Linked DNA regions of Homo sapiens: region 2 is linked to region 1. Evidence: chromatin loops called from intact Hi-C (ENCODE). Cell type or tissue: IMR-90. All regions are shown on one strand. Links, peaks and the distances in the headings refer to the core of each region. The heading gives the core; the rest is flanking DNA.

The links. Peaks named below come from ENCODE experiments on the same cell type or tissue, not always from the same donor. Only the 100,000 strongest peaks of a DNase experiment are listed, where the experiment ranks them.
Region 2: a loop joins it to region 1, with 4 times the contacts of the local background. A loop is called at or near these places in 18 of 110 quality-filtered maps.

Annotation. Positions count from the first base shown.
Region 1 is chr11:62,427,696-62,440,531 of GRCh38, forward strand. It overlaps a transcript of LOC102723765 not described here and a transcript of AHNAK not described here. Among named protein-coding and RNA genes, the nearest start is that of SCGB1A1, 15 kb to the left of the region's middle. RefSeq lists enhancers at 6,378-6,879, 6,880-7,379. In IMR-90, for the core only: no CTCF peak of the experiment used is centred there; a DNase peak (open chromatin) is centred at 4,056; H3K27ac peaks cover 2,476 bases.
Region 2 is chr11:62,501,081-62,518,008 of GRCh38, forward strand. It overlaps AHNAK (AHNAK nucleoprotein), which reads right to left. Exons shown (of 5, transcript NM_001620.3): 5 at 14,822-16,928. The coding sequence ends at 15,664. Among named protein-coding and RNA genes, the nearest start is that of AHNAK, 37 kb to the right of the region's middle. RefSeq lists an enhancer at 4,583-5,330 and a silencer at 7,477-7,771. In IMR-90, for the core only: a CTCF peak has its summit at 7,585; no DNase peak of the experiment used is centred there; H3K27ac peaks cover 194 bases.

The sequences.
Region 1 (12,836 bases), core at 1,674-6,673:
GAAACTTACTCTGGAGGAAAGCTAAAGCAGAATGGTAGTTGTCAAACACCGCCATCACGTTGCAAAATCCAGGGGCTTGTGTCAATGTGCCTGGACTAATTGATCAGTAGGAAAGCTGCCGTTGTGTATGAGAGACAGTTGAGGTTAGCCTGACAGAAATATCTGTAAATGACTCATGAGGCAGGAAGAAGAAGCAAAACCAGCCTTCATTAGCCTTATCACGATGATATGGATAAAATTATGTCTAGTTTGCAGCTGATGCAAGCCCTGCTGTTTTCGAAAGCCAAGGGATTTGTGGGCAGTAATCACCATAGGGGTGTCTGCCACTCAAAATGGCTTCAGATAGACGATCAAGAGAAGTTTTATTGATGATGATGAGGCCACACAAACAATGCATTCTGAAACATGTAATTAGGGGATGTTCCTCCCAAGCACTTTCAGAATACACCAACAGGCACATGGGGATAATGTGAGGATGAATCATCAGTAGTTAGCCACCCAACATATTTCCATGAGCAAACTAAAATTATAAAACTATAGTACATGCAAAAAAATCTGAAAATAGACTGGGCACGGTGGCTCACGCCTATAATCTCAGCACTTTGGGAGGCCGAAGCAGGCGGATCACCTGAGGTCGGGAGTTCGAGACCAGCCTGACCAACATGGAGAAACCCTGTCTCTACTAAAAATACAAAATTAGCCAGGCATGGCGGTGGGTGCCTGAAATCCCAGCTACTCGGGAGGCTGAGGCAGGAGAATCGCTTGAACCTGGGAGGCAGAAGTTGCAGTGAGCCAAGATCGCACCATTGCACTCCAGCCTGGGCAACAAGAGCAAAACTCTGTCCCCAAAAAAAAAAAAATCTGAAAATACATTTAGCTAAGCTAGCATGGGAATTGATTGCCAGCTTGGGAATTGATAAACCGGGGGTTTGGAACTCAGATTTGTTACCCCATCAAGTGAATGGATTCCCAGCTAATCACAAGAGTCTAGTTAACTCTGAAAATACCTGCAGTTATATGCCCATAGCTGTAACTGCCCGGTGGGTTCACCTTGCTCGCTGCCTGGACGGAGCCAATTTATCAAGACAGGGGAATTGCAGTGGAGAAGGAGTAATTCACACAGAGCTGGTGTGTGGGAGACTGGGTTTTATTATTACTCCAAACAGTCTCCCTGAGCATTCGGGGATCGGGGTTTTTAAAGATAATTTGGCGGGTAAGGGCTTGGGAAGCAGGGAGTGCTGATTGGTCAGGCTGGAGATGGAATCCTAGGGGGTGGAAGTGTGGTTTTCTTGCTGTCTTCTGTTCCTGGGGAGGATGGCAGAAATGGTTGAGCCAGATTACCAGTCTGGGTTGTGTCAGCTGATCCATCGAATGCAGGGTCTGCAAACTATCTCAAGCACTGATCTTAGGTTTTACAATAGTGATGTTATCTGCAGGAGCAATCTGGGGAGGCTCAGACTCTTGGAGCCAGAGGCTGCATGACCGCTAAACTAAATTTCTAATCTTGTAGCTAATTTGTTAGTCTTGCAAAGGCAGACTGGTCCACAGGCAAGAATGGGGTTTTTTTTAGGGAAATGGCTATTATCAATTTTGTTTCAGAGTCAAAACATGAACTGAATTCCTTCCCAAAGTTAGTTCAGGCCTATGCCCAGGAATGAACAAGGACAGCTTAAAGGTTAGAAGGAAGATGGAGTCGGTTAGGTCTGATCTCTTTCACTGTCATAATTTCCTCAGTTGTAATTTTTGCAAAGGCGGTTTCACAGCCACCCTGTGTGTGTAACCACGAGGCAGATACCTACAGAGCTTCCTTTAGAGTTCCCTCTTAGGGCTGGGTGCAGTGGCTCAAGCCACTGTGGGAGGCTGAGGCAGGCGGATCACCTGAGGTCAGGAGTTCGAGACCAGCCTGGCCAACATGGCAAAACCCCATCTCTACTAGTAATACAAAAATTACCCGGGCATGATGGCGCATGCCTGTAGTCCCCGCTACAGCTGAGGCAAGAGAATCACTTGAACCCAGGAGGCAGAAGTTGCAGTGGCAGAGGTTGCAGAGGCGGAAGTTGTAGTGAGCCGAGGTTGCAGTAAGCCGAGATCACACCACTGCACTCCAGCCTGGGTGACAGAATGAGACTCCATCTCAAAAATAAAAATGAAAAAGAATTCCCTGTTAGGCCCCTGTCACAAAAGTAGGTACTAATCAGCCCTGGGACAGGATAGAGACTTGATCAGAGGCTCCCTGGGAGCTGTGGAAGGAGGAGCAGGCCTTGGGGCATCAGGAGAGGAGAAAGGGTTGCTGGGCTGGGGGATCTCCTGACCTCCTGACCTTAGGCGTCCAGTCGGTCTCTGAGTCCATCTCAACTTACATGGAATTGATCCCTTTATTTTTTTTTATTTATTTATTTTTGAGATAGGGTCTCACTCTGTCACCCAGGCTGGAGTGCAAGGTTGCAATCACTGCTCACTGCAACCTCCGCCTCCCAGGCTCAAGCAATCCTCCTCCCTCAGCCTCCTGAGTAGCTGGGATGACAGGCGCACACCACCATGCCCAGCTAATTTTTGTATTTTTTTTCATAGATACGGGTTTTCGCCATGTTGGCCAGGCTGGTCTCAAACTCCTGGACTCAAATGATCTGCCAGCCTCTGCCTCCCAAAGTGTTGGGATTACAGGCGTGAGCCACCGTGCCCAGCCCTTATCCCCTTCTCTTGACCCTATTGCCAATTCCAAGCCTTCACCATCTGTGACCTGGATCATTGCAAACAGCCTCTACATTAGTTTCTATGGCTGCTGTAACAACTTACCACAGACTTAATAACTTAAAAACACACAAATTTATGATCTTCTCGTTCTGGAGGCCAGATGTCTGAAATGCATTTCACTGGGCTAAAAACCAAGGTGTTGGCAGGCTGCATTCTTTCTGGAGTCTCCAGGGGAGAATCTGTCTCCTTGTTTTTTCCATTTTCTAAAGGCCACCCGCATTACTTGGCTCATGGCCCCTTCCCCATCTTCAAAGTCAGCAGGGCAGCCTCTGCAATTCTCTCTCCGACACTGATCTCCTCTTCTGCCTCCCACTTCCATTCATAAGGATCTCTGTGATTACACTGGGCCCATCAGATACTCCAAAACAACCTCCCCTCTCACGGTCAGCTGATGAGAAACCTTCATCCATGTGCAACCCTAATTCTCTCTTGCCAGGTAACCTAACACATGCACAGGGTCTGGGGATTAGGACGTGGAGATCCTTGAGGGGCCGTTAATCTGCCTCCTAAATAGTCTCTAAGATTTTAGTCTTACTTCCTTCCCATGATTGCCAAAAATCAAACAGGAAGTTCATGCTTTTGCTTAAAATCCTTCCCTCTTCCTGGTCCCCTGTTGGATAAAGTCCAAACCCCTCACCCATCATCAAAGGCTCCTGGAGATGGTGGCCCTGCTTCCCACTGTGGCCTCAAATCCTGCTGCTTCCCACCTACCCTTCACTTTGAGGGTGCAGCAGTGGATGATGCTCGGAAATAAAACTGCCCTCTGAGTAAGGCTTGTCGATTCATGTCGAGGCACAGACGTTCACATTTGAAACAGGCAACAAATCCATGCCATTCACACTTCCACACTTTTGCAGAAACAGTTCCCGCTAACTGAAATGCTTTCCCTTCCCAAAGTCCCTGGAAGAACCAAACTCCATCCTTCATGACTCACTTGGGACATGCTTATACTAAAAATTGTTTCATTATTTATCTAAAATGCACACTTAACGGGCATACTGTATTTCATTTGCTAAGTCTGGCCCCCTTCAGATTCTTTCACGACTTAGTCTGTGGGCTCTTTCTCCCTGTTCTCCCTACCCAGCACTTTGTGCCCTGAGGTTCAGGGGCTCTTTCTGCTGCTGAGCTTCCACGCCCCTAATCTGGGGCATGTATTTACAGTGGGATAAATCATGTATTTATCTTACTATAGCATGTTTGCTTCTAACTGTTGCCTTCTCTAGAATGTGAGTCCTATGAAGGCATGATTCACATTTTAGTTATCTTGCCACTCATTGTAGAAAAATTAGAAAACCCAAGAAAGCAAAAGGAAAATAAATCATTCGAATGTACATCTGCGTCAAGTACTTGATCAGAGCAGCAGGATTCTACTTTTGACCCTCTAGTGGAAAAATTGAAACCAAGGTGGAAGCCAAGACAGTAAATTAAGTATATTACAGGACTCGAGACCTTTTTTTTTTTTTTTTTGAGACGGAGTCTCACTTTGTTGCCATGCTGGAGTGCAGAGGTGCCATCCTGGCTCACTGCAATCTCCACCTCCCGGTTCAAGTGATTCTCCTGCCTCAGCCTCCCAAGTAGCAGGGACTACAGGCGCATGCATGCCACCATGCCCAGCTAATTTTTGTATTTTTAGTAGAGACAGGGTTTCACCATATTGGCCAGGATGGTCTCGATCTCTTGACCTCATGATCTGCCCGCCTTGGCCTCCCGACCTTTTTATTCCATCTCTCTGCTTCCAGGAGGACCATATCAATAACCAAGTGGCCCCTGAGACATGACCCTAAACCCCCAAAAAGACCTCCCATTACTCTGTGGCTGACCCATTTGAGGAATTCATATGTTCTGTGGGCAGGAAGTTCTAACCAAAATGCAAAAAAAGTTTGAAGTTCATCGTATTCCGTTGTTCCCTGCTTTTCTGTTTCTAGGTAAAGATGAGATTAGTTGGCCAGGCACGGTGGCTCACCCCTGTAATCCCAGCACTTTGGGAGACTGAGGCAGGTGGATCACCTGAGGTCAGGAGTTTGAGACCCACCTGACCAACATGGAGAAACCCCATCTCCACTAAAAATACAAAAATTAGCTGGGCGTGGTGGCGGGTGTCTGTAATCCCAGCTACTTGGGAGGCTGAGGCAGAAGAATCGCTTGAACCCAGGAGGCAGATGTTGCAGGGAGCCGAGATCACGCCATTGCACTCCAGCCTGGGCAACAAGAGCAAAACTCTGTCTCAAAAAAAAAAGAAAAAAAAAAGATGAGACTCGTTTATGAAACTGGATTCCTCTTAAACCACAAATCCATCTGAATGGTATTCATTTCATGCTTGATAAATTTCAAGACCTGATTATTTTGCAATATCAATGTTGATAAAAGTTAAATATTAACCAGATAATCGAAAGTTATCCTTTAACGTCTGCTACCATAGAATAAGAATTTCAGACTGACCCCCAGTGACAGGAAACTTTGAAAAGGCGTGTGCCTGAAGAAACGTATCGATTGGCATGTTAAAAAATACATGTATTGGCCGGGCATGGTGGCTCATCCCTGTAATCCCTGCACTTTGGGAGGCCGAGGCAGGTGGATCACTTGAGGTCAGGAGTTTGAGACCAGCCTGGCCAATGTGGTGAAATCCCGTCTGTACTAAAAAAAAAAAAAAAAAAAAAAAATACAAAAATTAGCCAGGCGTGGTGGCAGGCCTGTAATCCCAGCTACTGAGGCCGAGGCACGAGAATCACTTGAACTCAGGAGGTGGAGGTTATAGTGAACTGAGATCATACTACTGCACTCTCCAGACTGGGTGACAGAGTGAGACACTGTCTCAAAAAAAAAAAGATTACATTTCTCCTTTTTTAGATAAATAAAGAGGAAAGAGAAAGGGGAGGGGGAGCAAGGGGTGTAAGAGGGAGAAAGAAAAGAGAGAAAGGAGAGAACGCGCGGGGGTTCTCGGTCATGTGGAGGCAGCAGTCATGTGCTGACTCTGAAAACTGAAAAAAAAAAAAAAATAGTGACAGCAAGCTGCTGCCTGTGGCCAACTCTCCCAGGGATTCTCACAACGCCAGGGAAGGGAACAGAGAAAACCACAAAGGTTGACACAAGAACAGATGCTTGATAAATGTTTATTGGATAAACGAGCGAAGGATAATCACCTGAGCACCATAGTTGCCAAAGCCCCCTCTAGTCCCAAACCTAAGCCCACACTCTGTCCCCTTGCAAGTAAAGAAATGCACCAAGCAGGGCTTATGCAGCAGCCCTCGGTCTGGCCTGGCTGGAGCTATAAACATGCATGCTCCGAAAAGCCGCCTCGCGGAAGGTATTCCTTTAACTGCAGGTGTTTGTTGCCCTTGGCACAGCAATATGTAATTTCCCATTTTTAGAACAATGCTCCAAAGAACGGTCACAAAAACAACCTTAAGAGGGGGTGGTTTTCTTCCTGGCCGCTTCTACAGTCCTGTAAAACAACAACAAAGAGATTTATATTCAACACACTATTTGCATCTCTCCATAAAATCAGAAGATGGTTCGTTAACTTTGCACCAACTGAAAGAAGGTCCCCCCACTCCTTGCTAGGGCATCCAAACAAATGCTTGCCTCTGGAAGGGATAGATTTGGAAAGGATCCTGCTGTTGGGTCTCTTTTGGTCTTGCCACGCCTCCCTCTGTGTGGTTTCTGTGCGGCAAGGGTGGAAAGGAAGCTTGCATAAAGCCCGAGTCTGTCCTTTTGGTGCCCCCCATACAAGCCCGAGACCAGAAGAGGACAGTGTGTTCCCAAGAACATTCAAATAACAGAGGAAGGTAGGAACCGTGAAAACAGCTGCCACCTCCAGCCTCAGCCATTAAGAAATCCCTTTCATTATCATCTCCAAACTGACTTTCTCTCTTCCCTTTCCTCTTCATGAACCCTTTCTGCTTCATGAACCCAAGCAACTGGCTTTGAGACTTCATGGCCCTTCACCTTCCCTCCCTGTCGTCTCCCAGAGCCTAACTACTACATCTTCTGTCCCAGCCCAGTGCCTCCTCCCCGAGTCACACCCAACTCATCCCCATCGGACTCCCATGAATGCGCAGGTTGTCCTCTCATGGGCCTCCTGGCCTGGTCTCTCTCACCTCCCACGTGGGCCTGCATGCCCCAGGCTTCATCTTACACCTCCTGCGCTCAAGAAAGTTCAGCAACTCCTTTTCCAACAGAAACAAATCCAGCTTTCGGGCCAGGCGCAGTGGCTCACGCCTGTAATCCCAGCACTTTGGGAGGCCGAGGCAGGCGGACCTCCTAAGGTCAGGAGTTCAAGACCAGGCTGACCAACATGGTGAAACCCTGCCTCTACTAAAAAGAAATACAAAAATTAGCCGGGTGTGGTGGCACACACTGTAATCCCAGCTACTCAGGAAACTAAGGCAGAAGAATCACTTGAATCCGGGAGGCAGAGGTTGCACAGTGATCCAAGATCCTGTCACTGCACTTCAGCCTGGACAACATGGCAAGACCCTGTCTCAAAAAAAAAAAAAAAAAAAAAAGCCAGCTTTCTTAATGGGACCTCATCTGGAACCAGGCCTCCTTTCCTACTTTATCTTCTACTAGTCCCTACACAAGTTTCAAGCACCAACCAAAATCACCTGCTCACCCTTCCCAAACTTTACCTTGGCTCCTAAAAACTACCTCCTGCCCTCCCCCTAATTGAGAATGACCTTCCTGGTCTTCTCTCTGTGACTAAATCCTACCCATTTTTGAAGACTCAGCCAAATAATACCACCATCTGACCACTCTAGTTCAAAATGCCCCCCTTTCCTTGCTGAAGTCCTGCAATTCTGCCCCATTTATTCACTATATGTTACACTTTGTGAAGAAACCATTCACATAACTTCTTTCTTCCAAATGTGTGTTGAATTATTTAGAGGGCAAAGGTGCTAAGCCTCTTTAAGAGGCTTGGAAGGAATTAGGCACCAGGAAAGTGAAAGCTTTATTTATTTATTTATCTTTTTTTTTTCTTTTTGAGACGGAGTCTCGCTGTTGCCCAGGCTGGAATGCAGTGGCGCGATCTTGGCTCACTGCAGGCTCCGCCCCCCGGGGTTCCCGCCATTCTCCTGCCTCAGCCTCCCGAGTAGCTGGGGACTACAGGCGCCCGTCACCTCGCCCGGCTAATTTTTTTGTATTTTTAGTACAGACGGGGTTTCACCGTGTTAGACAGGATGGTCTCGATCTCCTGACCTCGTGATCCGCCCACCTCGGCCTCCCAAAGTGCTGGGATTACAGGCTTGAGCCACCGCACCCGGCCTATTTATTTATCTTTTTAAGAGATGGGGTCTTACTATATTGCTCAGGCTGGCCTTGAACTCCTGGACTCAAGCAATCCTCCTGCCTTGACCTCCCAAAGTGCTGGGATTGCAGGCTGGCCGCACCCAGCCAGTTTTGACATTTCTACACTACCTTTTATTGCACACTTGCTATGAACCTGTCGCTGAGCTGAGCACTTCTTACATATGACCGCATTTAACTCTCACAGTGAGACTAGAAGGGAAGTACCACTGTCACTTTTCACAGACCAGGAAACAAAGGCTTTGAGAAGTTAAATAACTACCCAAGAGCCTCACTGTTTAAAAGGAGCAGAGCTGGAGTTCAAGCCTGGCTCACAGTATTGACAGCTCTAGCCCATCCCCTTTCATTCTCAGCGAATTCACAACACAGAACAGTTAGGATGAACAGGGTGGGGAGGAAGTTGCAGGCTCTTTTCCTGATTGGAACAAATTCATGGAAAGGGTTCATAAAGGGGCTGGGCTTCCCAATTCATGTTTTTGTTTTGAAGAAGGTGGGGGAACTTGGGGTTCACACAATGAAGTTCTCTTTAAAGAATGGTGTCTGCAACATCTGATGCTCCGGGGGAGTAGCAGGCAACACAGAGAGCTTTGATGCTGTACCAAGATTCACTCTCAACATCCCAAGCCAAGTGGCAACAGTGCAGAATATGGCATTCAAGTCTAACTCCCACACTTACCAGCTGTGATACTCAGACAAGCTATTGTCCCTCTCTAAGCTTCAGTTTCCTCCTCTCTAACAAGAAAAGAATATCATTTTGACAGGTGGTTTGGATAGATTAAGGCAAATAATCTCTATAAAGCAACCAGGCACATATTGGGTGCTCCATAAATTATTATTGTTATTACTTCTCTTGGACATGAAAATCTGCATTTCTTTTCATTAAAAAAAAAAAAAAAGTATAGGCCGGGCGCAGTGGCTCACGCCTGTAATCCCAGCACTTTGGGAGGCCAAGGTGGGTGGATCACGAGGTCAGGAGATCGAGACCATCCTGGCTAACACGGTGAAACCCAGTCTCTACCAAAAATACAAAAAAAAATTAGCCGGGCATGGTGGCGGGCGCCTGTAGTCCCAGCTACTCGGGAAACTGAGGCAGGAGAATGGCGTGAACCCAGGAGGCGGAGCTTGCAGTGAGCCAAGATCGCGCCACTGCACTCCAGCCTGGGTGACTGAGCAAGACTCTGTCTCAAAAAAAAAAAAAGAAGTATAACATACATTCATCAGAGTACATAAAGCACACAATGGACAGCTTGATAATCATTTTCATAAATAGGCATTTCTATAACCACCACTCCAGGCCACATAAGGAATATTTCCAGCACCCCAAAACGTTCCCTCATGCACCCTCCCAATCCATATCCCCACCAGACAGAATCATGATTTGACTCATTATAGATCAGCTTTGCCTCTTTCTGAACCATATATTAATGGAATCAGAGCATATAATCTTTTCATCATTGCATAGTACTCTTATATGAATAGATCACCAATTTATTTCTCCAATCTTCTGTTGATGGGAATTTGGGGTGTTTCAGGTTTGGAGAAACTTCTTTGAACATTTTTGTACATACATTATTGTCAGCATAGGCACTCAAACCCCTCAGCTTTGTTTTGTTTTGTTTTGAGACGGAGTCTCACTCTGTCTGCCAGGCTGGAGTGCAATGGTGCAATCTCAGCCACTGCAACATCTGCCTCCTGGGTTCAAGTGATTCTCCTGCCTCAGCCTCCTGAGTACCTAGGATTACAGGCACTCATCTGCCACACTCAGCTAATTTTTTTTGTATTTTTAGTAGAGACGGGGTTTCACCATATTGGCAAGGCTGGTCTCGAACTCCTGACCTCAGGTTATCCACCCACCTTGGCCTCCCAAAGTGCTGGGATTACAGGTGTGAACCACCACGCCCAGCCCAAATCCCTTACCCAAATACTTAGGAGTAGAATTTCTGGGTTGTACAGCAGGCATATCTATAGCTTTAATATAATCTGCCAAACAATGTTCCCAGTGGCTGTACCTCTTCCACACTCCCCACAGCAATATGCAATAGTTCTAGTTGTTCCATATTCTCAGCAACACTTGGTATTGTCAGTCTTTTCATTTTAGCTATTATGGTGGGTGTGTAGTAGTATCTTTTTGTGGGAGTTTTGTGTGTCTATGTTGTTCTTTTTTTTTCTTTTGCATTCTGTCACCAAGGCCAGAGTGCAGTGGCATGATCATAGCTCACTGCAGCCTCAAACTCCTAGGCTCAAATGATCCTCCCACCTCAGTCTCCCAAATAACTGGGACTACAGGCTTGTGCCACCAGGCTCAGCTAATTTCCCAGCGCATTTGCATTTTCTGATGAATAATGATGTTGAGCACCTTTTCACAGTGTATTTGGCCATCTGGGTATCCTCTTTTGTTAGTGCCTGGTCAAGTCTTTTTCTTTCTCTCTTTTTTTTTTTTTTTTTCCTGAGACTGAGTTTTGTTCTGTCTCCCAGGCTGGAGTGCAGTGGTGTGATCTCGGCTCACTGCAACTCTGCCTCCCGGGTTCAAGCAATTCTCCTGCCTCGGACTCCCGAGTAGCTGGGATTACAGGTGCCTGCCACCACGTCCAGCTAATTTTTGTATTTTTAGTAGAGACAGGGTTTCACCGTGTTTATCAGGCTGGTCTCGAACTCCTGACAGGTGATCCACCTGCCTCGGCCTCCCACAGTGCTGAGATTACAGGCATGAGCCATCGCACCTGGCCTCTTTTTCTCATTTTTTTAATTGGGTCATTTTTAGTTTTCTTATTGATCTGCAGTACTTCAAATATTTTAGAAACGAATACTTTATCAGACATATGTATTGCAGATATATATCTTCTCCAGGTCTGAGGCTTGCCTTTTCATTTTTTTAATGGTGCCCTTGGATGAAGAGAGGATTTAATTTTGATAAAGTCCAATTCATCGATTTTTCTTCTGTGGTTAGTGCTGTTTGCATTCTGTTTTAGAAATGTTTGCCCATCCCTAAGGCCAGGAAGACCTTCTCTGTTCTCTGCTCCTTTTAGTCTTGCTTTATGTGGTATCTTCCTCTGGCGTGGAGACAACTGATTTGTTGTTATTTCAATGAGGAGCAAAGGTCTCATAGAAAAACTAATCATGACCGGCTCACATGAGAATGCTCATATGATAATGACTTCCTGGGCCTTTGGACTATGCAGCCTGCCATCCTAAGGTTGCTGTGTAGCATCAACAGGTACCACTGCTGACCTGGCTGCATTGCTGAAATCCCACAGGAGCGGCCCTTAACAGAGGTGGCATCTTCCAAAGTGAACCAGGAAGGAGAGGGATGGACACCCATCCCTCTCAGTTTCCCTATTTTTTTTTTTTTTTTTTTTTTGAGATGGAGTCTCGCTCTGTCACCCAGGCTGGAGTGCAATGGCGTGATCTCCGCTCACTGCAAGCTCTGACCACCCGGGTTCATGCCATTCTCCTGCCTCAGCCTCCCGAGTAGCTGGGATTACAAGCGCCCGCCACCACGCCTAGCTAATTTTTTTTGTATTTTTAGTAGACACGGGGTTTCGCTGTTTTAGTCAGGATGGTCTCGAACTCCTGACCTTGTGATCCGCCCACCTCGGCCTCCCAAAGTGCTGGGATTACAGGCGTGAGCCACCGCGCCTGGGCAGTTTCCCTATTTTTCTCATCTGTAAAGTGAATGCTGGTTAGTACTCTAGGGCTAGCACCTTAAACTCGACCCAGCCCAGCTATGGCCACTTTGCAAACACATCCTTCCTATCCTGGCAACTTTGTCCAATCTCCTTCATAAACCCTTTTCCTATGCATTTTGTTTATCCCTAAATGTTCCTTTTCATTATCATTTGTCTAACCATTTATTATTTGTAGTGCATGTGTGCATCTGTCTTTCTTTTTGGTTTGTTTTGGATTTTTGTGTGATTTTTTTTTTTTTTTTTTTTGAGATGGAGTCTCACACTAGCATCCAGGCTGGAGTGTAGTGGCGCGATCTCAGCTCACTGCAACCTCCGCCTCCCGGGTTCAAGTGATTTTCCTGCCTCAGCCTCCCGAGTAGGTGGGACTATAGGCACCCACCACCACACCTGACTAATTCTTGTATTTTTAGTGGAGATGAGGTTTTGCCATGTTAGCCAGGCTGGTCTCGATCTCCTGACCTCCAGTGATCCGCCCGCCTCCGCCTCCCACAGTGCTAGGATTGTAGGCGTGAGCCACTGTGCCCGGCCGCATTTGTCTTTTAAGTCTCTCCTCTCTTCTGTCTTTCCTTCCCTAAAACAGGGTTTCTCCACCTTGGCACTATTCACATTTTGGACTGGACAGTTCCTTGCCACGGGGCCATCCTGCGTGTGGCCTGATGCACAGCTATTGCGATTTCTCTCCTTCTTCCCACCTCTCCACTCACTGCCAATCAAGGGCCCTGAGGGAAAAGTGAGGGGGTGGCCGGGAGGTAGAATCGTGGCTTTCTCAAGCTCACAGGGGCCTTAGATATGATCTAGTGCAACCCCCTCATTTTACGATGAGGAAACGACACTGAGAGGGGGAGGGAGAGGATGTGTCAGAGCCGAAAATGTTAGGGAACAAGTGCCAGGCCAAACAGGAAGTCAAAATTCCAGGGCTTGAGGCAGAGTTTCCAATCCCACCAAGGAACCTGGGATTGCTTCCCACAGCTCCTTCCTCCCTCCCAGCCACGAGCCCCATTCCAGAAACAACCCGTGGCTGGCCAGAGGGAACGGCAGACACAGATCCCACAAGCCCCCAGGAGTGCACGCCAGTGTCCATCCCTGGGAGCC
Region 2 (16,928 bases), core at 7,293-12,292, 79 kb after region 1:
AATTAGTCAGGCGTGGTGGCACTTGGGAGGTTGAGGTGGGAGGATTTCTTGAGCCCAGAAGGTGGAGTGGCAGATGGCACCACTGCTTTCCAGCCTGGGGGTCAGAGTGAGACCCCATCCAAAAAAAAAAAACAATTTTATCCCTGCCTTTCAAAGGGATTTCCAGTCTCAATGCCTCAAATTCTACATTCTAGAAGAACTTTGCCTGCCAGGCACGGTGGCTCACGCCTGTAATCCCAACACTTGGGGAGGCCAAAGTGGGTGGATCATGAGGTCAGGAGATTGAGACCATCCTGGCCAACGTGATGAAATTCCATCTCTACTAAAATACAAAAAATTAGCCAGGCAGGGTAGTGCATACTTGTAGTCCCAGCTACTCAGGAGGCTGAGGCAGGGGAATTGCTTGAACCCGGGAGGTGGAGGTTGCAGTGAGCCGAGATCGCGCCACTGCACTTCAGCCTGATGACAAAGCAAAACTCCATCTCAAAAAAATAAAATAAAAGAACTTTGTCAAACCCTGAGAGAAATAAATGCACTTGCCAAACCCCAGCATGATGTGAGCACTTTGCTCTCCAGATGCCACAAATACTCTACTGCGCTCACATGTCAATATATCACAGCCAAGTGCTGCCCAGCAAATACACAGGGCTTTGTCTCATTCTGCAGCGCTGGACGCTGGCCACGGAGCCACTGTTGCTGTGTCTGTCAGGCTCAAAGAGAGCGGTGGGGCAGGCAGGGGGCATGGGGCAGTTCGCTGCAAAGACAAAGCCAGCCCCGCATTGCTGCAGGTGGGAAACACAACCCTCCACATCCCAGCCAGGCTTTCCAGGTCAAAAAATTCTCTAGGAAGGAAGGGAAGGAGAACAAAAGAATAATCAAAAGCCACACTTCCTAGACTTAAGCAGTGAGAGACGTTTCAGATGCCAGCCACCCATTTCGGACCAAACTGGGCAGATTTGGGGTGTCTTCTCCTCTTCCACACCCGAGCACTCCTTCACTCCCTCTTCCTCAACTTCCTGCCCCAAGCAACACCCTTTTTGCCGTTCTTGCCACCCCACCTTTCTTGGGCTTCAGGTCCTCGACTTCAGAGTCTCCAAGCTTTTCCTCTGCCTCCTTTCCCACCCCAGCAGGGCAGTCCTGGGGGCTGGAATGGTGTCAATTTGAGAAGTTTGCCAGCCAACAGGGCACAGAATTTAGCTGAATTCACACTCAGCAGCTCAAGGAAAGCAGCCAAAGTGCAAAACTTCAGCAACCGTTTATTAGAGAATGTTTATTTTGTTTTGTTCTTTAACTTTTGTTTGTTTTTACCCTAAGTACAGGCTAAAACCTGAGAGATCAAGAAACTAAACAGTAATTGACAGAAGGAAAATTGGAGCACCAGTCGCTGAGGGGAAGTGTATGAAGTGATCGGTTAGTGATAAGATGGCTTATCAAGTTTCTGCCACGTGCCATGTGCCTGGCCGTGTGCTGGAGACATAATGATGGACAAGCATACTACTTCTCACTCACAGAGCTGACAGTCCGGAGCAAGAGGCAGACAGACAAGCCATTGGCCACTAATATTTTAATATGAATAGTGCTAAGAACAAAAAAGTACAGAGCAACATGAATGCGTGAGATAGCTGGGGAAGATGGGGAGTATCCAGGAAGGCTTCCAGGAGGAAATGACCTCTGAGCTGAAACCCAAAGGATGAGGAAGAAAAGCCTGCATGAAAGCCAGGTGCTGGAAAGAGAAGAGTATGTTAAAAGAGTACTGGGAAGAGCTGAGTGTGGCTGCAGAGGCCGGCTTGAGACTGCAGAGGCTGACAGTAGCTAAGTCAAAAGCAGAGACCACCAAGTGCTCCCTGGGCATTGGCTGGAGTATGAAAAGGCTGAGACATGTAGTGTTCGGAGCCACCTCCAAGACCTTTTTTTCCCTGTGTGAACCTATGTACAGTTCACGCTGGCTTACTGAAGCATTTCTGTCCAACTTTTAATTCTCCATATTCCGTGAGAGTTCAGCAAATGCTCATAAATACAAAACAATCAACAGTCCAATCCATGTCAGAGTAGAGTGAGTGGGGGACACGCCCTGACTCCCATGTTTTTTCCTGTCCTTATTTCTGCCACCAGCAAAGCCCAATCAAAGGTTGTCCACGATTACATAACCAGGCATGGCAAGTAAGCCTCAGCGGACACACAGGATCTGACCACTTCCCCTTCGGAAACTGTAAAACAACGAAAGTGGGCTGGGCACGGTGGCTCACGCCTGTAATCCCAGCACTTTGGGAGGCCAAGGCGGGGGGATCCTGGGTAAGGAGTTCGAGACCAGCCTGGCCAACATGGTGAAACCCTGTCTCTACTAAAAGAAAAATTAGCCGGGCATGGTGGCGGGCGCCTGTAATCTCAGCTATTCAAGAGGCTGAGGCAGGAGAATCACCTGAACCCAGGAGGCAGAGGTTGCAGTGAGCCAAGACCGTGTCATTGCACTCCAGCCTGGACAACAAAGCAAGACTCCATCTCAAAAAAAAAAAAGAAAAAGAAAAAAAAAGTGAGTGTTTGCAGAACATGCAGAGTGGCCTTTTTACCTGGGTTGCCGGCAAGGTCTGGACTCACCATCCAGTGGCAAGAACCCGATTAATCCAAGGTGTTTATTTCCTTTTGATAAACAGTAACATGTGATTTTCCATTTTTAGACACAATAATTACTTCAAACTAAGAGCAGTCACCAAAATCAGTACTTAGAGGGAGTGGTTTTCCTTCATAAGAGGGCAGCAGCTCAGTTTAAAAAATAACTTCTTTTAAAGTCCCTGCCTCCAGGCCGGGCGTGGTGGCTTATGCCTGTAATGCCTGCACTTTGGGAGGCCGAGGCGGGTGGATCACCTGAGGTCAGGAGTTCCAGACCAGCCTGGCCAACATGGTGAAACCCCATCTCTACTAAAAATACAAAAATTAGCCAGGCATGGTGGTGCGCACCTGTAATCCCAGCTACTAGGGAGGTTGAGGCAGGAGAATTGCTTGAACTCAGGAGGTGGAGGTTGCAGTGAGCCAAGATCACACCACTGCACTCCAACCTAGGCAACAGAACAAGACTCTATCTCAAAAACAGAAAGAGAGAGAGAGAGAAAGAAAAAGAAAGAAAGAAAGAGAGAGAGAGAAAGAAAGAGAGTCTTAGATATGATTCAAGAGACACGCAATTTTTGGAAAAACATGATGTTTAAATAGCGTGAAGGACAAAAAGCCTAGCATCCCTGCCAGGCCCCCCAGCAAATTTACCCAGAGCTTATCCCACCTGGGGCTCCTCCCTCCTGCAGCTAAATTCCTAGAATTTATTTTCTAGGAATTTTTCTAGGAATTTAGACAATCCGCACTGGCTGCCTCCACTCTCTCATCTGACTTCCCTATCTGGCTGAAGGGCCCACTTGAAATTCAAGTTGTGAGCCGAACTTGCAATCTTACAAATAGAAAATGCCCTGGCGTTATTCTTGCCTGCCTGCTCACATTCCAGCCCTCCCCACCGCCTGGCCACCGAAGACAGAGGACAGAGGCGTGGTTGGCAGCCACGCGCCCTTGAGGAGACCACACACCTAGGTAAACACTGGCTGGAAAGACCCAAGGTTGTCAAAAGCCTCCCCTTTCACCTGGCTGGGGCTGGGGAACCTTAAGGCCAAAACTCCTCCACATAGGGGTCAAGCGCCCCTGCCCCACCCCCTACCCTGCCCCCTGCAGCCCAGCATCCAGAGGATGTCAGGAGCTCCCAGAGGAGAAAGCAAGGCGGTACCACGCTGTTTGTGAGGATGGGCTAAAAGGCTCTGCCGTTTCAAAATGCCCTAAGCTGGCCTGCTGATGGGCCTGAAATAACCACGTGAGAGACCCATCCCTCAGGGTCTAAAAGCTCTCTTTTTAAATGTAAAGTTTCAAAAGCAATAACATATATGACGCTGACACTCTCCAGGACCTTAGTTTCTCAGGGTACAAAGCTGTCATTTGAAGGAAGTCTGGATAAAGGGGAAAGCGCGCAATGAAAGGCCAGTGTTTGGGCATTGGGGACCCACTAGGGTAAGGGGTGAGGTCCCGTGGCCACCCCTTGGGAGGTGTATACCTGGTCTCAGCAGCTTCCCGACAGCCCCCCAGGGTCTTCTTTCCCACTTGCTCGCCCCGTCTTTGCTCCCCTCTGTGTCCCACGCCTCCAACCCAGTCTGCGGGCACATGGCTCACAGCAACCCCAGGGGATAAAAATCTGCCTAGCAACGGGTCATGAGGCCCAAATATGGCCTGGCGATTGACAGTTCGGCCAATGGGGTGTGGCCACAGATGCTCTCTAGAGACCAGGGTCTCATGCCCTTGATTCTGAGGGCCCCGGGCTTGCTGGATGGGGGTTCACCAGGTATCATCCCGTTTCTGGTTGGAGCAAGGGACCTTGCCTCGCTATTGAAAGCGCGCTGCTTTACTTCGATTGTAGGTTTGTTTGGAGTGCCAGGAGGGATTTATGGAGACAGGGAGCGGGGCTAAAGTCCCCTCGAAGTCACCCTTTGGCACTGTCCTTTCTCCCTGTGAGTCCTCTCCCTCTTTTTCTTTCCTTCCCGCTCCACGCCCTTCAACGCTCCCTGCCGCTCATTGCAAGCCGCCGCCCTTCCCTCCCCCTCGACCTAGGGCTTTGCTCCTCCCCTGCTGCCTCCCCCGACACACCTCCCCCTACTCTCCACCCGCCCCCAGCAGGACCCCTGGCCACACTGTCAGCCTCTGCCCATCCCGGGCTCTTTCTCTCGTTTCCCCCCTTAGTTTTCTGCTTGCTTTCTTCTTCTCCAGCTCCCCATAATCTCCGGAATGAAGAGCAAGCGGTCCGGGCCGGGTGCGGTGGCTCATGTCTGTAATCCCGGCACTTCCGCAGGCCAAGGCAGGAGGATCGCTGGAGCCCAGCCTGGGCAAAATAGCAAGACCCCCTGTCTCTACCAAAAAAAAAAAAAAAAAAAAAAAGGCGGGGGTGGGGGGATGGTTAACAAGCTGGGCATGGTGGCGCACGCCGGTAGTTCCAGCTACTCGGTAGGCTGAGGTGGGAGGATGGCTTGAGCCCAGGATGTCCAGGCTGTGGTGAGCCATGATCACGCCACAGCACTCCAGCCTGGGCAACAGAGCGAGACCCTGTCTAAAAATAAATAAATAATAATAAGTAAATAAATAAATATTAAAAAAAAAAGAGCCAGTGGTCTGAGCTTGAGGACGCCCGAGTTCCTTCCCCTTGGAAGGGTGTCGGGGTTTGTGGGGTCGGGGGAGCTGCTGCATCCCACCCAGGAGGCCAGGAAGACTGAGATCCTTCTACTCACACCACAGATTGTTGGCAGGTTCTCACTTCGGGCTAAAATCAGCCTCGCCCTGCAGCCAAGCAGGGCCGGCAGGTGAGGAGATACAGGGGAAACTGTCAGGGGCAGGAGCAACTTTGTTCCACCCAAAATTCCTCCCTGCAGCCCCCTTGCATTTTCAGGTTCTCCCCCCAGACAGGAGGCTCAGCCCCTCAGGGCCCCAGCTGGCCAGAGGGTTGTGCCTGGCCTGCATTTTCCTAGCTGCAGGGCAGCAGGACGCCATGGGCTTAGCCAGGGCTGGGGGCCTTCCAGGCTGTGTGGGCCGGGTGGTCTGGGACCAGTGGGTGGGGCTCGTTACAATTCAGATGATTTGATCATAGTTTCTCCCTTGTTTATTATTATAGTGGAAGAGTGAAGACTCAGGAGAGGAAGGACCCAGGGTGGCCCGGGGCAGGAGAGCCTCGGGAGGGACTGACAGCAGCCAGGAGGCTGAGCCTGAACCCTAAACCCTACTCCCTCCTCCCCAAAATGGGCAAATGGGTGTATGTCCCAGTTTTTTCCTTTCATGGCTGGACCTGAAACCAGCCAAGCTGCCTGGCTTTCAGGTTTCATTCTGAGTTCGTCCCCCTTCTCTTGCTCCCTGGCCTGACCCTGCTAAACCTCCCACGCACACATCTCCACTTCCACACTTTTATTCCCCGGTCCTTCTGCCTGGAATTCCCTCCCCCCACTCCTCTCCAAACCTTGAAATAGTTATACACTGTTATTAACAGTCTTCCTGGTACCAGAGCAAGCAGAATGCTATTAAAAGCATGGGCTTTTCAGTCAGCACAGACCCCCGTGTGAATCCTGACTCTGCTGTTTGCTAGCTGTGTGACCTTGGACATCCTGCTTAACTTCTCTGAGCCTCAGTTTCTTTGTCTGTTAAATGAAAAAAATAATACCCACCTCATGTGGTTGTTGTGGAAATGAAAAGAGAGAAAGCATGTAAAATACATACACAATGCCTCACACAAACTAAGAGTATATAAGAATAGCTAACACAGTATTTACTATATGCTGACCACATTATGTTAATTTAAATCATCCTCCCAACAAAGCTGTGAGAGAAGAACCATATCATCCCTGTTTTATAGATTTAAAAAACAGGGCTGGGGATGCGGGCTCACACCTGTAATCCCAGCACTTTGGGAGGCCAAGGCGGGCAGATCACTTGAGGTCAGGAGTTTGAGACCAGCCTGACCAACATGGCAAAACCCCGTCTCTACTAAAAATACAAAAATTAGCTGGGCGTGGTGGGCACGCCTGTAGTCCCAGCTACTCAGGAAGCCGAGGCAGGAGAATCCAGGAGGCAGAGGTTGCAGTAAGCTGAGATGGCACCACTGCACTCCAGACTGGGCGACAGAGACTCCGTCTCAAAAAAATAAAAAACAAAAAACAAAAAACTGAGGCACAATGAGGTTTGATAACTTGCCCAAGGTCACGCAGCTAGGAAATAGCAGAACTGATAACTGATATTATTATTATTCCCCTACTGGATGGTAGGCTCATTGAAGAAAGGGGCTTTGCACATAATAATGGGGGTTTTTTAATTTGTTTTTTGAGACTGGGTCTCGCTCTGTCATTCTGACTGGAGTGCAATGGCACAATCACAGCTCACTGCAGCCTTGAATTCCTGGCCTCAAGTGATCCTCCTGCCTCGGCCTCCCAAAGCATTGGGATTACAGGAGTGAGCTATTGTGCTGGGCCATAATAACTTTAATAACTACTTTCGACAATGTTAAAAAGTCCGAGTTCAAGTCCCTGCAAATTTCAAGAGGCATCCTCTATTTCCTAAAATTCCCCCAGAAAAGAAATTCCCAGCTTCTTCAGGGAAACGGCAGTGACATCACAGGGAAGAAAAAAAAAATTCTTTTTTTAATCAGAAAGCTTGGATCGATTTTGGCCAAGTCACCTCTTCCCAACTCTATGAGTTGAGACCAATCGCTTCGCTTTTCCGAGCCTCACCTTTCTGGTTTGTAAGATAGGGTCAGCAAATGCCAGAGCTGCCTGCTTGCCTGGGCGGAGCTGAGAACGCAGTGTGAGATCTCAAGAGATAAAGCACTCTGTGGACTAGAACGCCCTGTCCAAAGAGAAGGCCTTTTCATTCGTAACCCTTTCCCATCCTTGGCCCCACTACTGGGAAGTTTTTCCATTAGGGCCAAGCCTCAAGCGTGTGGTGGAAAATAACAGAGGCATTTAAAGGGAAATGAAACTGCCCTCCTCAGCAGAATGTTCCCTACACATTTGCTGTGGCCCATGGCAGCGCCTCTGCTGGGCGCCTTCAGCCTTAGGAAGCACCAGCGGCTGCCTGACGCCACGGGGCAATTCAGAGGCTGGTAAACAGCACATGGCATTCCCGGCCCGTGGCAGGCATTCATGCATGGAATTCTTTGTCCTCGTGAGGAAAGACAGAGAGCTGCTCTGTGCTGCAAAGCTCAAAGCCAGAACTCCACTTTCAAAACTCCCAGCCCGAGATCACGCCAAGGCTAAGCATGCCACCAACCCCTTAAAGTGTGCTTGTGAGATAAACTTGCCCAAACTTGGACTTTTATCTTGAAAACTTGGGTTTCCTTGTTAATTCCAATGAGGAGTCATGGCAACGTTACAATGGAGAAACTTAGCAATCTCCTACTTAACCAAGGAATTGAAATTAACATACCCATCATGTGCCTCCTGACACGAGGCACCAAAAAGGACCCAATATCACTTCTGTGGAATTCCTGCCCCAAAATGTATAACCTGAACCCAATCATGAGGAAATATCATCAGACAAACCCAGATTGAGGGACATTTCTAGAAAACTGGTCCCACACACTTCAAAAATATCAGTGCCATGCATGACAAAAAAAAAACTGAGAAACTATTACAGATTAAAGAAATAAACAGCCGGGCACGGTGGCTCACGCCTGTAATTCCAGCACTTTGGGAGGCCAAGGTGGGTGGATCACTTGAGGTCAGGAGTTCGAGACCAGCCCTGTCTCTACTAAAAATACAAAAAATTAGCTGGGTGTGGTGGCAGGTGCCTGTAATCCCAGCTATTCAGGAGGCTGAGGCAGGAGAATCACTTGAACTCGGGAGGCAGAGGTTGCAGTGAGTCGAGATCACACCATTGCACTCCAGCCTGGGTGACAAGAGTGAAACTCCGTCTCAAAAAAAAAAGAAAGAAAGAAAGAGACCAAGACAACTAAACATCATGTGAGGTCATCAACAATTGAACCCCAAAGAGGAAAAAAAGACATTGTCGCCGGGCATGGTCGCAAATCCCAGCACTTTGGGAGGCTGAGGCAGGCAGGTCCCTTGAGGCCAGGAGCTCAAGACCAGCCTGGCCAACATGGCGAAACCCCGTCTCTACTAAAAAATACAAAAATTAGCCAGGTGTGGTGGCGGGCGCTAGTAATCCCAGCCACTCAGGAGGCTAAGACAGGAGAATCGCCTGAACCTAGGAGGTGGAGGTTGCAGTGAGCTAAGATCGCACCACTACACTCCAACCTGGCAGACAGAGCAAGACTCTGACTCAAAACAAACAAAAAAAGACATTACTGTAAAGACAGTTACTGGGGCAACTGGTGAAATTTAAAGATATACTACATATTAGATAATATGTCAATGTTTTGTTTCCTGAATTTAATTATTGTATTGGAGTTTTGTTTGTTTGTTTGTTTGTTTGTTTGTTTGAGACGGAGTCTCACTCTGTCGCCCAGGCTGGAGTGCAATGGCACAGTCTCAGCTCACTGCAACCTCCACCTCCCCCGGGTTCAAGAGATTCTCCTGCCTCAGCCTCCTGAGTAGCTGCCACCACACCCGGCTAATTTTTTGTATTTTTAGTAGAGATGGGGTTTCACTATGTTGGCCAGGCTGGTCTGGAACTTCCTGACCTCAAGATCCACCCGCCTCAGCCTCCCAAAGTGCTGGAATTACAGGCGTGAGCCACTGCGCCCGCCCTCTATTGGAGTTATATAAAAGAATGCCCATACATGCTGAAGTATTTATGGGTAAAGGATCATGATGTCTGTAATTTACTCTCAAATGATTCAGCAAAAGTAATGATAACACCTATATGAGCCAGGTGCGGTGGCTCATGCCTGTAATCCCAGCACTTTGGGAGGCCAAGGCAGGTGGATTACCTGAGGTCAGGAGTTCGAGTCCAGCCTGGCTAACATGGTGAAACCCTGTCTCTACTAAAAATACAAAAATTAGGCAGGCATGATGGCACAAACCTGTAATCCCAGCTACTTGGGAGGCTGAGACAGGAGAATTGCTTGAGCCCAGGAGGTGGAGGTTGTGGTGAGCCAAGAGTATGCCACTTCACTCCAGCCTGGGCAACAGAATGAGATTCTGTCCCAAACAAACAAACAAAAAAACCATATATATATATATGTATATGTAGAGAGACAGAGAGAGATTAAAGCAAACAAAGTAAATGTTAGCAATTGGTGAATCCAACTGAAAGCTATATGAATATTCATTGTATTATTCTTGCAACTTCTCGGTAGATTTGCATTCAAAATAAATACACTTTAAAAAAAAAGAAATTTCAGGTACACAATTAGCTGCATCTCCCACATAATGTTTTTTAATGTCACAGCTAATGCAAAATACCAAAGAGCTAAGGTGGCACTCTGAAGCAGGACATGTATATAAGCAACATGCAAAGTCCTCATGGGTGATGCACTTTTGCTTTGGGGTGCTGGAGACATAGCAATATTTCAACAGTGCAGCCTTTGCTCAAAACATTTGAGACAACTTCCCAACCACACAGGAAAGTTAGTCACACACATAATCACGCCTTGCTTTTGACCCCAAACAACCCACCCACCTAATTAACCAGGCTTGTTTTTTGTTTTTTTTTTTTTGCTTGTTTGTTTGTTTTGAGACGAGTCTCGCTCTGTCCCCCAGGCTGGACTGCAGTAGCATGATCTCAGCTCACTGCAGCCTCTGTCTCCCAGGTTCAAATGATTCTCCTGCCTCAGCCACCAGAGTAGCTGGAATTACAGGCATGTGCCACCACGTCCAGCTAATTTTTATATATTTTTTAGTAGAGACGGGGTATCGCCATGTTGGCCAGGCTGGTCTCAAACTCCTGACCTCAAGTGATCCACCCACCTCGACCTCCCAAAGTGCTGGGATTATAGGCATGAGCCACCGCGTCCGGCCCAGCAGTAGATTTTTTACAGAAGTAAGTGTAGAGCTTCCCGAGGTGACCACTGAAAGCAGAATTGCCATTGGGACATATGTGTGCTTCTTTAAGAAAAAACTGTAGCATTACTTTATGATCATACCTTAAATTCTAGTTTAAGAAACCTCGATGTATAAAAATTCAAACTTATCAAACAGAAAAAACGAGAGACAGAGTCTTGCTTTGTCTGCCAGGCTGGAATGCAGGCTTAAGTGATTCTCCTGCCTCAGCCTCCTGAGTAGCTGGGACTACAGGCGAGTGCCACACCGGGCTAGTTTGTTTCTTTTCTGAGATGGAGTCTTGCTCTGTCACCCAGGCTGGAGTGCCGTGGCACAATCTTGGTTCACTGCAACCTCCACCTCCCGGGTTCAAGCAATTCTCCTGCCTCAGCCTCCCAAGTAACTGGGATTACAGGTGCGCACCACCACGCCCAGCTAATTTTGTATTTTAGTAGAGATGGGATTTCACCATGTTGCCCAGGCTGGTCTCAAACTCCCGAGCCCAGGCAATCCACCTGCCTCGGCCTCCCAACGTGTTAGGATTACAGGCGTGAGCCACTGCACCTGGCCTTGTCCTGGTTATTCTCTATCTGTTCCCTCCACCTTCAGACCCCTGCTCCTGCTTCTCTGCCCGACTCTGTGCCCCAGGAGGTGGATCAGCTGCAACACCTGGGCTCCCGTGCCCTCCAGTGGAGAGAGGGGTCAGGGTGTTCCTCCCTGCTTCACACGGCAGGCAGTTCTGGCAGATGCTGGTCCTCTATGGCTATAGTCCCCACTGAGGATTCCTCCTCTACCTCCAGTGCACGCTGGACTTCAGGAACACCACTTCTTCCTCATATCCTTCAGGGCCAGGGATAGTACCAGCTTCCTACTGCCCCTGGGGGTCTCACCACCCCTTGTGGCCTCCTTTGCCCCTGCCCACTACTCCATAAACTGTCTCTTTATTAGGTCTCTCTGATTGAACTATCTTCAAATGGAACTAAGTTTGCGAGAGGGAACCTGACAGATAGAGAAATGAGTGTGAGTTTATGAAAATTATTCCCTGGGCTAAGCGCGGTGGCTCATGCTTGTAATCCCAGCACTTTGGGAGGCCAAGGAGGGAGTGATTGATTGAGCTCAGGAGTTTGAGACTAGCCTGGGCAACATGGTGAAACCCCGTCTCTACAAAAAATACAAAAATTAGCCCGGTGTGGTGGTTGAGCTTGAGAGGTGGAGGTTGCAATGAGCTGAGAACGTGCCACTGCACTCCAGCCTGGGTGACAGAGCAAGATCCTGTTAGGAAGAAGGAAGGAAGGGAGGGAGGGAGGGAGGGAGGGAGGAAGGGAAGGAAGAAGGCAAGGGAGGAAGGAAGGAAGGGAGGGAGGGAGGAAGGAAGGAAAGGAGGAACTGTTCACTATTCCCTGCCATTTGTGAGCCCATGGTGTAATTCAAAATAATTCTGTTTTCCCAGATGCCCCCTTAACTACACCACTGTCCACACACAGTCACACTGCCTAAAGCGAGGCTGACCTTGAGACTGCAGTCCTTGCAATTGCTCCTTGCTGAACTCTGGGAAAGAACATCACAGAGTCCAGCCCCTTCCCAGTCTCCTGACGCTGCTCTCACCCTCGAGTGCAGGAACCAGGACCTTAGAGTGTCAGACCTTGCAAGGCTGGTTCCTGCAAGACTTTAGGGGATAGGCCGGGCGCCATGGCTCACGCCTGTAATCCCAACACTTTGGGAGACCAAGGTAGGCAGATCACGAGGTCAGGAGTTCGAGACCAGCATGGCCAACATGGCAAAACCCCATCTCTACTAAAAATACAAAAATTAGCCAGGTATGGTGGCAGGCGCCTTTAATCCCAGCTACTCAGGAGGCTGAGGCAGAAGAATCTCTTGAACCCGGGAGGCGGAGTTTGCAGTGAGCCAAATTCACACCATTGCACTCCAGCCTGGGCAACAAGAGCGAGACTCTGTCTCAAAAATAAAAAAAAAAAAAGACTTTAGGGGATAACTTGGACCACCCCATCAGGAACTGAGGGAGGGCAGGGGTAAGGTGCATGGGCAGGGCGAGGGAGCTGGGGTGCGCCCTCCACACACCACATAAGCCCGTGTCTCCTCCCATGCCGTCGCTGCTGTGGTAACCATCACTGCGGGAAGCAGCGTTCATGTTCTGTGGCCACTGCCTCCAGCCCAGACCTGACATTGAGAAGAAGGTGGCTAGAAGACTCTCAAGTTTGTACAGCTAGTTGCCTTGTCCCTTCTCCATCCTACCCACCACCCACTGACTGTCCCACCCAATGAGATCACTGGCCTCGCCATCCCTGGTACATGCATGATTTCCACGGGTTTATTGCCAGGGCTCAAGGCATTCCAGTTTTTCACACCCATCACATCATTCACTCTGTGGAGATCCTCAGAAGAGGAATCTGAGATCAGTGGGACTGGGACACATCTAGCCACGTGGGACTCAGAAAACATTTATTGAATGGACACTGGGGGCCACCACTAGCCTTCATCACTTCTTCCTAAAGTTAAAAAAAAATTTAATTGATATATTATTGGACAGCCTGGGTAGTTCTCCTCAGAGGACTTTCCAGCATCCTAATGGGCATTCCTCCCTAGCTGTGTACACAAGTGCACCCCACTGTCGCACACTCACCCCACCGTCACCCACTTACCCCACCCTCCAGACACCAGGGCTACTTATCTCAAGCGGCATGCACACTCTGACCTGCCCCACACTCTTGGCTTCAGAGTTGAGGAAGGAACAGGAGATGGGTTTTGAGCTGTGGTTGGTTGAGTGAAAGCAGCACCCCGGGGACAGCCCCAGGCCCAGTTAGGACAGACGGTGATGTGTGCAGTTGTGTGCATCATTGAACCTGAGCATGCTCACGGCTGGAGTGTGCGTGTAGCCCAGTGCAGCAGGGGGTTTCTGTAGAAGATGGGCTCATGCCTGTCTCTCTAGGATTTCATGCCAACTCTTGTGCTCTCCATAAGTATGTATCTGGCTGTCACATGGATGCTGCACACTTCAGTGTGGTGCCATCATGCAATGCATAACCCCAATACCTGGACGAACTCTGGCCCTATGAATGCTGCTATCCCAATTTTAAGGGTGATGAAACTGAGCCTCAAGCAGGTTAAGCATCCTGTCCAACTCACGAAAGAAGCTGTAGGTCGGTCATCTAAAACGCAGCCGGGTATCAAGGGCCTCCCTCCCAACCTATCTCTTTCCAAATCCATGGGCCACCCTTGAGCTCCAAAACCCCCAGAACACTGGCTCTGCTGGCCACGGTGAGGACAGATGAAGCTAGGGAAGGCATGAGATCCCACTGACAAGCTGGTACTAAACAGGGAAGGATGGGGTGGGAGCTATTTTATCTCTGTTCTGGGGGGATCCAGAGAGGTGCAGAGCTGCCTCCACTGGCAGAAATGGGGCATCTCTAAGGAATGGCGAGGGGGACAAGCTTGGTCCAAGTATAAGAAAGCATCACCCTCTGCCCAGCAATGACCAACATTAGGAGCCAGTGACTAGAACCACTCCTCCCCCACCCCCACATACTGTCAACAGAGCTGGAAATCAAAAGGGGACTTTGGTCAGAAGACTTTTCCATAATGTTTAGCCCTAAAATGGACTAGAAAGAACCACAGAGATAACTTACACAAGATCAGCACCCTGGCCGGGCGCAGTGGCTCATGCCTGTAATCCCAGTACTTTGGGAGGCCAAGGCGGGTGGATCACTGGAGGTCAGGAGTTTGAGACCAGCCTGGCCAACATGGTGAAACTTCGTCTCTACTAAATATAAAAATTAGCCAGGCGTAGAGGCAAGGGCCTGTAATCCCAGCTACTCGGGAGGCTGAGGCAGGAAAATCGCTTGAACCCAGGAGGAGGAGGTTGCAGTGAGCCAAGATTGTGCCACTGCACTCCAGCCTGGGCAACAGCGGTTACTCAGCAAACCTGCAGCCATGTCAGGAATAAATGGCAGAGCGGTGATTCACAAGCAGAGCCCTTTCGGTAATTCCAGGAGGCCTTTTAACTGTTCACATCTGTAACCCATTTAGAACCAATTCTGAATTGTATATTCATATGTGAGGATGCAAAGTAGGTGAGTGGGTCCCGAGGCCAAGCCTCTTCTTGATTTCTCAGCAATGGCACAACCAGCCTCACCATGAGAATCAAGAAGCAAAGATTTTCTCCCACTACCTCCCGAAGGTCACTGTCTTAAAGTCACTGATGAAACTAGCAATGCCACCAGATGGATCCGGTCTGAACACTCACAGCTGGCTGTGCAGCTTCCCCAGGTTTCACGCCCCCGCAACACAGAATGCAAAGGCACAAGACATCAAGGTTAATAAACAGCTTTATTTGCCTTGTACAGCATCAATTTTCTTACATTCTCAGTTAATTGGCCATTAAAGTGCTGGAAATTTTCTTAATCATGATAACATTTGTTAAAAAGAAATCAGAACTAATATCAGGAACATGGCGGCATGAAGGAAACAGTTCCCTTACAAAACACAGAAAATGGAAGCCCCTCATGTTGAGGGGGTGGGTTGGACAATTTGCAAACAGATTCTAATTTCCTCTCACCGTCAGCACCAAACTGGCTGGGACCACCACCCCTGGGTGAAAGAAACAACACTAAAGAACCCTAAAAACACCCACACACCCTGACTACCACCACCTCTGGGCCATCTGTGGGCGTTTGCTGTTTGAACAGATCCAGTCTCAGGAAAGAGGAAGACCTGACCTCCGTCTGCAACCCATCACCCCACCCACCCTTACTAACAAAAGCCCCCAAAGTCATTACAATGAAAAAGTGGGTTTCCATTACCCCAAAACTAACAATGTTCAGTAAAAATGAGGATAATAAACACAAAAGCTTGCTTAGTAAACAGGAGCTCTCAGCAGTCAATGCAAAAAAATATATATATATGAAATCTTAAGGCAAATACTGTTGACTTTGCACATGGGCTGGACGAACTTGGAACTCTTTACCTATCTGTATAGTTCCAGGAGCCTACAGGCGGTCGGTTTTTCAGCGCTTGCCACCGGGCCAGGCAAGGTCTTTGCATGATTGCTGAGGCAGTCGGTGTGTTTCCCTTTGGAGTTTATATAGGAACACACCACCCAAGGCTGATGTTTTGTTATATATATATATATGTACACACATACAAAGGCCTGCTACTCTTTCTTTGTGGAAACTGACAGCTCCACCTCGGGAAGCTGGATGCCAACCTTATTCCCACTGTCATTGCTAGAAGAGGAGGACAGTCGGGACTTCTTAGAGGCCAGGGACACCCCACTCCCCTGTAACTTGCCTGTCTCATCATCGCTCCCAGTCACCTCATAATGACCTTTGCTCTTTGACCCCAATCCACCAAAGGTACCGAATTTCAGCTTCCCGTGTTTCCCTTTAACTTTCCCACCTTCCAGAGACACTTCCCCACCTTCAAACTCCAGCGTCCCCGTCGGGGTGGAAGGTCCAGAGAACTCTCTTTCATCACTGAATGAATTTGAGCGGTGCCGTGGCTTCTTACTTTTAAATAAGGAGAATTTGCCTTTCGGTGAAGAGGCTTCGGCCTCTGCCTCTCCTTCCAGAGAGCCCAGGCTGGCCTTTGAACTTTTCAGGTCACCTTTGGACCCAGAAATTGATGCTTCTGGTGAGCCAGTGACACCACCTTTCCCTTTAGGTTTGGAAAAATTAAACTTGGGCATTTTGATCTTGGACTTTTTCAGTTTGACTTCAGACTCTTCCCACTCGCCGTCTCCAGCACCAGCTTGGATGCTGGCCTCTGCTTTAGGGAAGTGAACATCCACCCCCATTTCTCTGCCAACCAGCTCACGGCCAGAGAAGGTAAATTTGGGGATCTTCATTTTAGGGAATGTTACTTTTCCAGATCCACTTTCCAAGTGACCTTGAGGCCCAGACACACTCAGCCCAGGAGCCTGGAGTCCAATCTGACCTCCTTTCACACCTCCTTCCACCTTTGGTCCTGAGAAATGAAGGCCCCCAGCAAACTTAGATGTGTCCAAGTTGAGAGCAGAGGAGACTTGGGGTCCCTTCCACTCACCCCCGGAACCTTTAACACTCAAATGCCCTTCACCAAGGCTGATGTCTGGGGCACTGACACCCCCTGAAACATCCGCACCTCCTTTGATTTTTGGGCCCTTCAAGTTGATGCCAAAATCTGACTCAGGAGATGCCATATTAAAGGCAGGCCCCTTCACACTGATATCAGGAGCAGCCCCATGGAAACCTACTTCTGAACCTTTCAGACCACCTTTGATTTCAGGCCCAGAAATCTGCCCAGTTGGGAGTTTCACATTCACGCCTGGCAGGTTCACATCACATCCAGAGGACTTAATTCCAGGCATCTGGAGGTTTCCTTCTAGGCCTTGAACACCAATGCCTGGAAGACCTCCTCCGACAGTGGGGCCTTTGATCT